Regions from separate parts of the Mus musculus genome. Here region 2 is linked to region 1. Evidence: chromatin loops called from intact Hi-C (ENCODE). Cell type or tissue: gastrocnemius. All regions are shown on one strand. Each heading gives the region's core, and the rest is flanking DNA. Links, peaks and the distances in the headings are about the cores only. Region 1 overlaps Cdk15 (cyclin-dependent kinase 15). Region 2 overlaps Gm973 (predicted gene 973).

What was found. Hi-C counts contacts between places; a loop is a spot of excess contacts. Peaks named below come from ENCODE experiments on the same cell type or tissue, not always from the same donor. Only the 100,000 strongest peaks of a DNase experiment are listed, where the experiment ranks them.
Region 2: it touches region 1 in a loop (3-fold over the local background); 25 of 42 quality-filtered maps call a loop at or near these places.

The regions. Positions count from the first base shown.
Region 1 is chr1:59,315,545-59,318,465 of GRCm38, forward strand. All of the region lies in intron 10 of Cdk15 (cyclin-dependent kinase 15), which reads left to right. Among named protein-coding and RNA genes, the nearest start is that of Gm51625, 51 kb to the right of the region's middle. In gastrocnemius, for the core only: a CTCF peak has its summit at 1,377 (motif pointing right); DNase peaks (open chromatin) are centred at 628 and 1,224; H3K4me3 peaks cover 568 bases; H3K27ac peaks cover 824 bases.
Region 2 is chr1:59,583,272-59,586,192 of GRCm38, forward strand. The region is part of intron 10 of Gm973 (predicted gene 973); the gene reads left to right. Among named protein-coding and RNA genes, the nearest start is that of Gm39648, 11 kb to the right of the region's middle. In gastrocnemius, for the core only: a CTCF peak has its summit at 1,567 (motif pointing left); a DNase peak (open chromatin) is centred at 1,565; H3K4me3 peaks cover 323 bases; H3K27ac peaks cover 729 bases.

The DNA of each region.
Region 1 (2,921 bases), core at 188-2,687:
CAACAGAAGCCTTTAGATGTTTTTACAAAGTTCCCCCAGCCTTGGTACCTCCTCCCTCCATTCACAAGAAAATGCACTCAGAGTCATTGGAACCTCAGGCATTCTGAGGCCAACTAAACAGAGGCTATGCCCACCCACACAGTGCGGGTTTCCCTATCCAGACAGAAAGCCTACCAGAGAAGAGAAACAGACTCAGTTGAGACAATGTAACAACTGCTGTGGTGTTTGTCCTAAGCCCTTGAAGGGCATTAAAATATAGTTCATTCTGAGAGAAAATGAAATGGTAGCATTCATGCTTTTGATCACGATATATATATATATATATATATATATATATATATATATATATATATATATATATATATATATATATATATATATATTTAATTTTTCTTTTCCAAGTCCCCTTTTTGTCTAGATTTTCAATGGCAACAGACGACAAGGTCTTACCTTGGAGACCTGTTTGCTTCAAAATCACATAGGGCTTTTCAGGGAATCAGCTAAATATTTAGACGTGTCTCTGTTAACATATACGGAGGCCTGCTTCTCTGGAGGCAGTCCAGGCACCGTCTCATTAGATGCAAAGATCTTGTGATAAAGAGGAACTTTTTCTTCTGCCCACATGATCACAGCGCAGTTGTGGTTTTTAATGTGTCACTGACTGTTCGGTCCAGCCCTGTTTGCTCCCCTGAAAGGGTCTGCCGGGCTCTGTTTGCTTCCTTAAACACAGTTTTTGAAAGCTCTCACGCTGGGTGAGCTCAAATCCTAGCATTAAGGTACTGCTGAGTTCATTTCACCACGCTCAAAAGCGCTGAGTTTAAATCCCTCTCAATTCCATTTGAGGCACCAGAAGACTTTATCCTTCTTCACTAATGGTTCCAAGTTTACATCTAGATACTGGGGGTCAAGGACAGGAGAGGATTTAGAAATAACAGTGCGTGACATTAGTCAATGCATTTGCCAAATTGGCAATTAGTTCCTGATGTGCGTGCAAAGCACTTTACTCCTGTCTCTTTGATGCCTGTTCCCATAGAGAAGGGAGCAGCATCCACTGAGGCTGTTAGGACTTTTAAAGAAATATCTGCTGAAAAGCACGCCTGATTTCCTCATGAGCTCAGCCACAGGGAAGCATCCGGGATTAGGCTGGTTTTCAGTTCCAGGAAAGAGCACCTCATCTGGGGAGTTTTTTCACTGGGGGAACTTAGTGGAAGTCAAAAAGGCAAAAAAAAAAAAAAAAAAAAAAAAAGCTGCACGCAGAAAAAGCCCAGAGGCACAGGCACCGGAATCCATCTGTGCCCTTGCCCACACCCTGTTGTGTTTTGTTTTTTTGATTTTTTTTTTTTGGTATGCTTGCTTTTGCAACTTTTAACCACTAGGTGGAAGCAAGAAATAACTGGGAAGGACAGCAGCAATCTAGTCAGATGGTGGAGCTTCACTCCTGAATTCTCCTTCTGACTGTAAAACCACTTTAAGATGTTCCCTGCATGTATATGATCTCAGGGCTGATTGTACATACAGGTAACATTAAATGGACTAAGCATGTTGTATTTATGTATTTAGGGATAGATCTTGAATTTGAGAGAGGGAGAGGGAGAAAGAGAGGAAGAAGGAGAAGGAGAGGGAGAGGGAGGCATGGGGAGATACATGTACAAAGTTGGAAGGAGGAAAGGGAGGAGGGGAATTATGTAATTATCATTTCATATATATGGTATAGATATAGATATGTATGTATATATATGGCATATATATGGCATATATATGGCATATATATGTATGTATGTATATATATATATATGTATGTATGTGTATATATATATATGTATACATATATATATAACAGTGTAAGAGCTGTGGGAGTCATGCAGGAGACAAATACTGGACTGAAAATCATCCTCTCCCCAAAAGGGATAAAAAACCATTAATGTGTTGGTTCAGAGAACTCTGAGCAAATCGCAGAATCCAGGCTAACACTGCCTCTGCTCTGGTGTCAGCTGCAGCCATGAGTAACTTGCTGAGAGAGAGAGATTTCCTGGGCTGAACTCAGAGGGAGGGAGCTACCTTCTGAGTGGAAAGTCCAAGTTCCTCCATTTATTGTCTGGGAGAACTTGAGGGAGTTTTTTACTTTCAGTTCTCTGAGCCATAAAATGGGAGCTAGCCTATCATTTAAAACATATTCCCTGTGTACCAGGAAGTATACATAAGTATATGCACAATATGTAATGATACATATATACAGTATACTACATATTATATATAATATTTATTGCACATAATTGCTAATCTCTACTGCTACTTGCCTGGGTCAGTGTTGGAGGACAGGTGAGGACATGCTTTCCCAGGCTCACAGAGAGACGTTTCCTGACTGAAAAGGACGGGAGTCAGTATCCAGCTTTGCTCTATTTCTCTTTATCATATTGTTTCCCTGAATCTTTTTACAGCACAGTACTGAAAAATTATCATTGAACTGTATCTGCCACAGAGCCTAGCTTCTCAGAAAAGCCCCACCAAAGCTATGCTTCCATTCTTGTTGCCACAGTGTTCGAGGCCAGCTGCTCAGTGACCCACCATGGTATAGCTACCACGACGGGTGTTGAAGAACACACTGTCTCTTTTCTTTATAGTTAGAACCTTGGGGATCCTGGCCTCTTTCAGGAAGCCCAGCGTACCTTGAGGCACCACAACTGACTTTTAGTTTGCCTTGCGTGGGCCCAAACGTTGTCTGGATTCCCACATCGTTAAAGTTGATGTTCAGGTTTTTAAGCACCTACCTATGTGTGTCTGAGTGCCTGTTAAGCCTGTACCTGTCCGTTCCCCACATCTAAACTGCCATCATATGCCTACCCACCTTGTGCCTGCAGAGCCTTCCCTAGAAGAACCCTCATTACTCGCCTGCCAGGAACGCAGCAGGGCCACGTAAATCC
Region 2 (2,921 bases), core at 240-2,739, 270 kb after region 1:
TAAGCGGTCCTCTGTCTGAAGCTCTGAGGGTGACAGTGTCTTCAGTCTCTCAAGAGAAGCTAGTAGGGAATTCCTAGAGCTGGATCCAGGGACTGGGAACTCCTGAGGCAGATGCTATACCACTGCTCCAGGGGTTGCCTAGGTCCCTCCGCTCTCAGACAGCCTCCAGGGCAGGCTCGCCAAGCCTCTTATCTCCAACTTCTTGCTGCTTCTGGCCTTCCCTCTTTTCCCCAGCACTTCCTTACAATCAGAGCAGAAATGAGTCTGTTTGCACAATATTTGAACTGACCTTTCAGGTTAAAACACCAGGCCCAAGTCAGGCCTCCATTGAAGAAAAGCATATCTAAGCCACTTCTCCACTACTGAAGAACCTCAGAAACAACACAGACACACACATACTATGTGTGTCTGTCTGTCTGTCTGTGTGTGTGTTTGTGTGTGTGTGTGTGTGTGGTTTGCCTCCATTGAAGACACTTTTCATAAAGGATCCGAAGACCTTAAGTAATAACAATAGCAATAATAATTACAGAGTTGTGACTAAGAAAATACAATATATTTTGGAAATCCCATAGCTCCAAAGGCCATACCAATACTCCCTGCATGGTCCAAACTCATGTATCCCTATGGCTCTACTGGAGGACCCTTCAAAGAGTGACCCAGCCATGACAAGTTAACTATAGACTAAATTATGAACTTTGCAGTCAGACTGAACTTTGGATCTTAAGCTCCAAGCCTGGTTCATCTGCAAGGCCTTGGTAAGTTCACAAACTCTGGAAATATCTTGTACCTCCTTTGCAAATGGAGAAAGGTTCCCATCTGAGCTTCTTGGTTGGTTGGTGTTACCATAGCCTGCCTGCCTTTGAAAAGGAACCCCGAGGGGAAAAGCCTTATGAGGAAAAGTCTAGGGAGCCCCACCAGTCCCCAAGCCAGGAAAAATGGGGTGTAGGGTACAAAGGACTTCCTCCTGCCTCTCTCACCCCTCCCCCTTCTTGAGGCTCAGGGCACTTTATTAGGTTAATCACTGCCTCGGATTTTAACTACTTCCTCAACCTACTCCACATAAATGACTAATTTTATGTTTACCATAAAGCATCTGGAAAGGCTTTAGAAACAAATTTCTACCCAACAGACTTCAGTTTACCCACCTTGATGGGCCACTGGCCCAACCAGTGGCCTCCCTGCCTCTCTAGGACCTAGGACCTTTCTTGCTCTGAAGCACAAAGCAGGCTTGCAGCAACAGTAGTAGCAGCAGCAATTAAGCCCGTCTTTCTTTTCTTTTAATCCCTACTGACTCAGCTCGTCCCTCCATCCTTTAGGGTCTGGTCATGTAAGGTCACTCACACATAATACATTTGTCTAGTTTTGTTGTTGGTGGTGGAGGTTTGGTTTGGTTTGGCTTGGTTTGGTTTAAGTCACAGTGAGAATCCCAAAGGTGGAACCTTTTGGAAACAACAGACCTTTGAGAAGTCACATACCTAGGCTGGGAAGTATGAGGGAAAGAAAGTCTGGTATTGCTGTCCAAGTTCAGCTCTGGGGTCCGGAGGCTGCCCCCGTGCGCCCCCTCCCGGTAGTACTGAAAACCTCTGCTCTGAGTCTTCAGTGGCCGCGTCGCTAAGGCCAAAGCCGAAAGGGTGAGGGGCTCTAGCCTCCCAGTTCCACTTTCAAGTAAAGGCCCTTAGGCACCCCTTCTACACCTAGCCGGAGGTTCCGGGCCTCAGAGCCAAGTCCATCAGTTTAAAAAAAAAAAAAAAAAAAGCGCCGCAGCTGCCATCAGCAACTTCCTTGGAGTTAGAAGTGGGGAGAAGTCAGAGAAATAGGGGGAAGAAGACTACAAGGGGAGTTGCGTGGAGATGAAAAGAGCGATGAAAAAAGAGAAAGAAGACAAGCAGACGTGTTTCAACTCCAAGCTCCCATTTCCCCTTTCAAATGAACGGCCTCCCCACTGTGAGCAGAATCAAGTATTTATGAAGGCATTTTTTGCATATTAATAGCTGCGCAGGGATGGGGCCCTGCCAGCGCTTAAGTCCTAAAGGTATGGTGCCCTTTTGAAAATACAGGTCTTTCCAGCCCCTCATAGAATTTGGTTTTCTCCTTCAGATTTATTTCCCCCTCTGCCTTGTGGGTCCTCCTGGGGCCCTACAACTGATTAAGAGAAATTAGTTTCTGGGCTGCCTTCAGAGTCCAGGACTGCTCTTCCCTCTGCGGGTCGCTGACATCAATCGCAGGCTCTCGCCTTTCCTCTTCCCCAAGGCCTCTGGGGAGAGGCTTGAGGTTGGGTGAGGTGCCCAGCACCTAAAAAGAATCTTAAAATTGTAAATGGAAGTTTCAGAAGGAGATATTAATACATCCGTGCAGTGAGAGAGGAGAAAGTAAAAAAGAAAAATATGCAATCATTTCATTAACGTTAATAATACTGTCGATCCTCGGTGAGGATTGCATTTCATTTTTAAAAAGAAAACATAGAGAGTTAGAAACATAATCAAAAGACCAAATCATATTAAAATAATAGTAGTAGGCAAGAATATGAGCTATAGTTTAGTGGCAGGGCTTGACTACCATAGGCAAGGCCCTGGGTCTGATCCGGAATACTCTTATACACACACACACACACACACACACACACACACACACACACGCACACGCATACGCGCGCACACACACACACACACACACGCACACGCATACGCGCGCACACACACACACACACACACACAGAGGCACAGATGACTAGGGCTTGGGGCTGTAGTTCAGCTGGTTGAGGTCTATCTTAGAATGCACATGGCCCTGCATTCTATCCCTGGGACCACATAAAACCCAGGCACGGTCACACACCTGCAATATCAGCCCTCGGAAAGAAAGGCTCAGAAAGTCAAAATCATCCGAGGCAACCTGAGATCTGTGATCTCCTGGAATCTGTGATT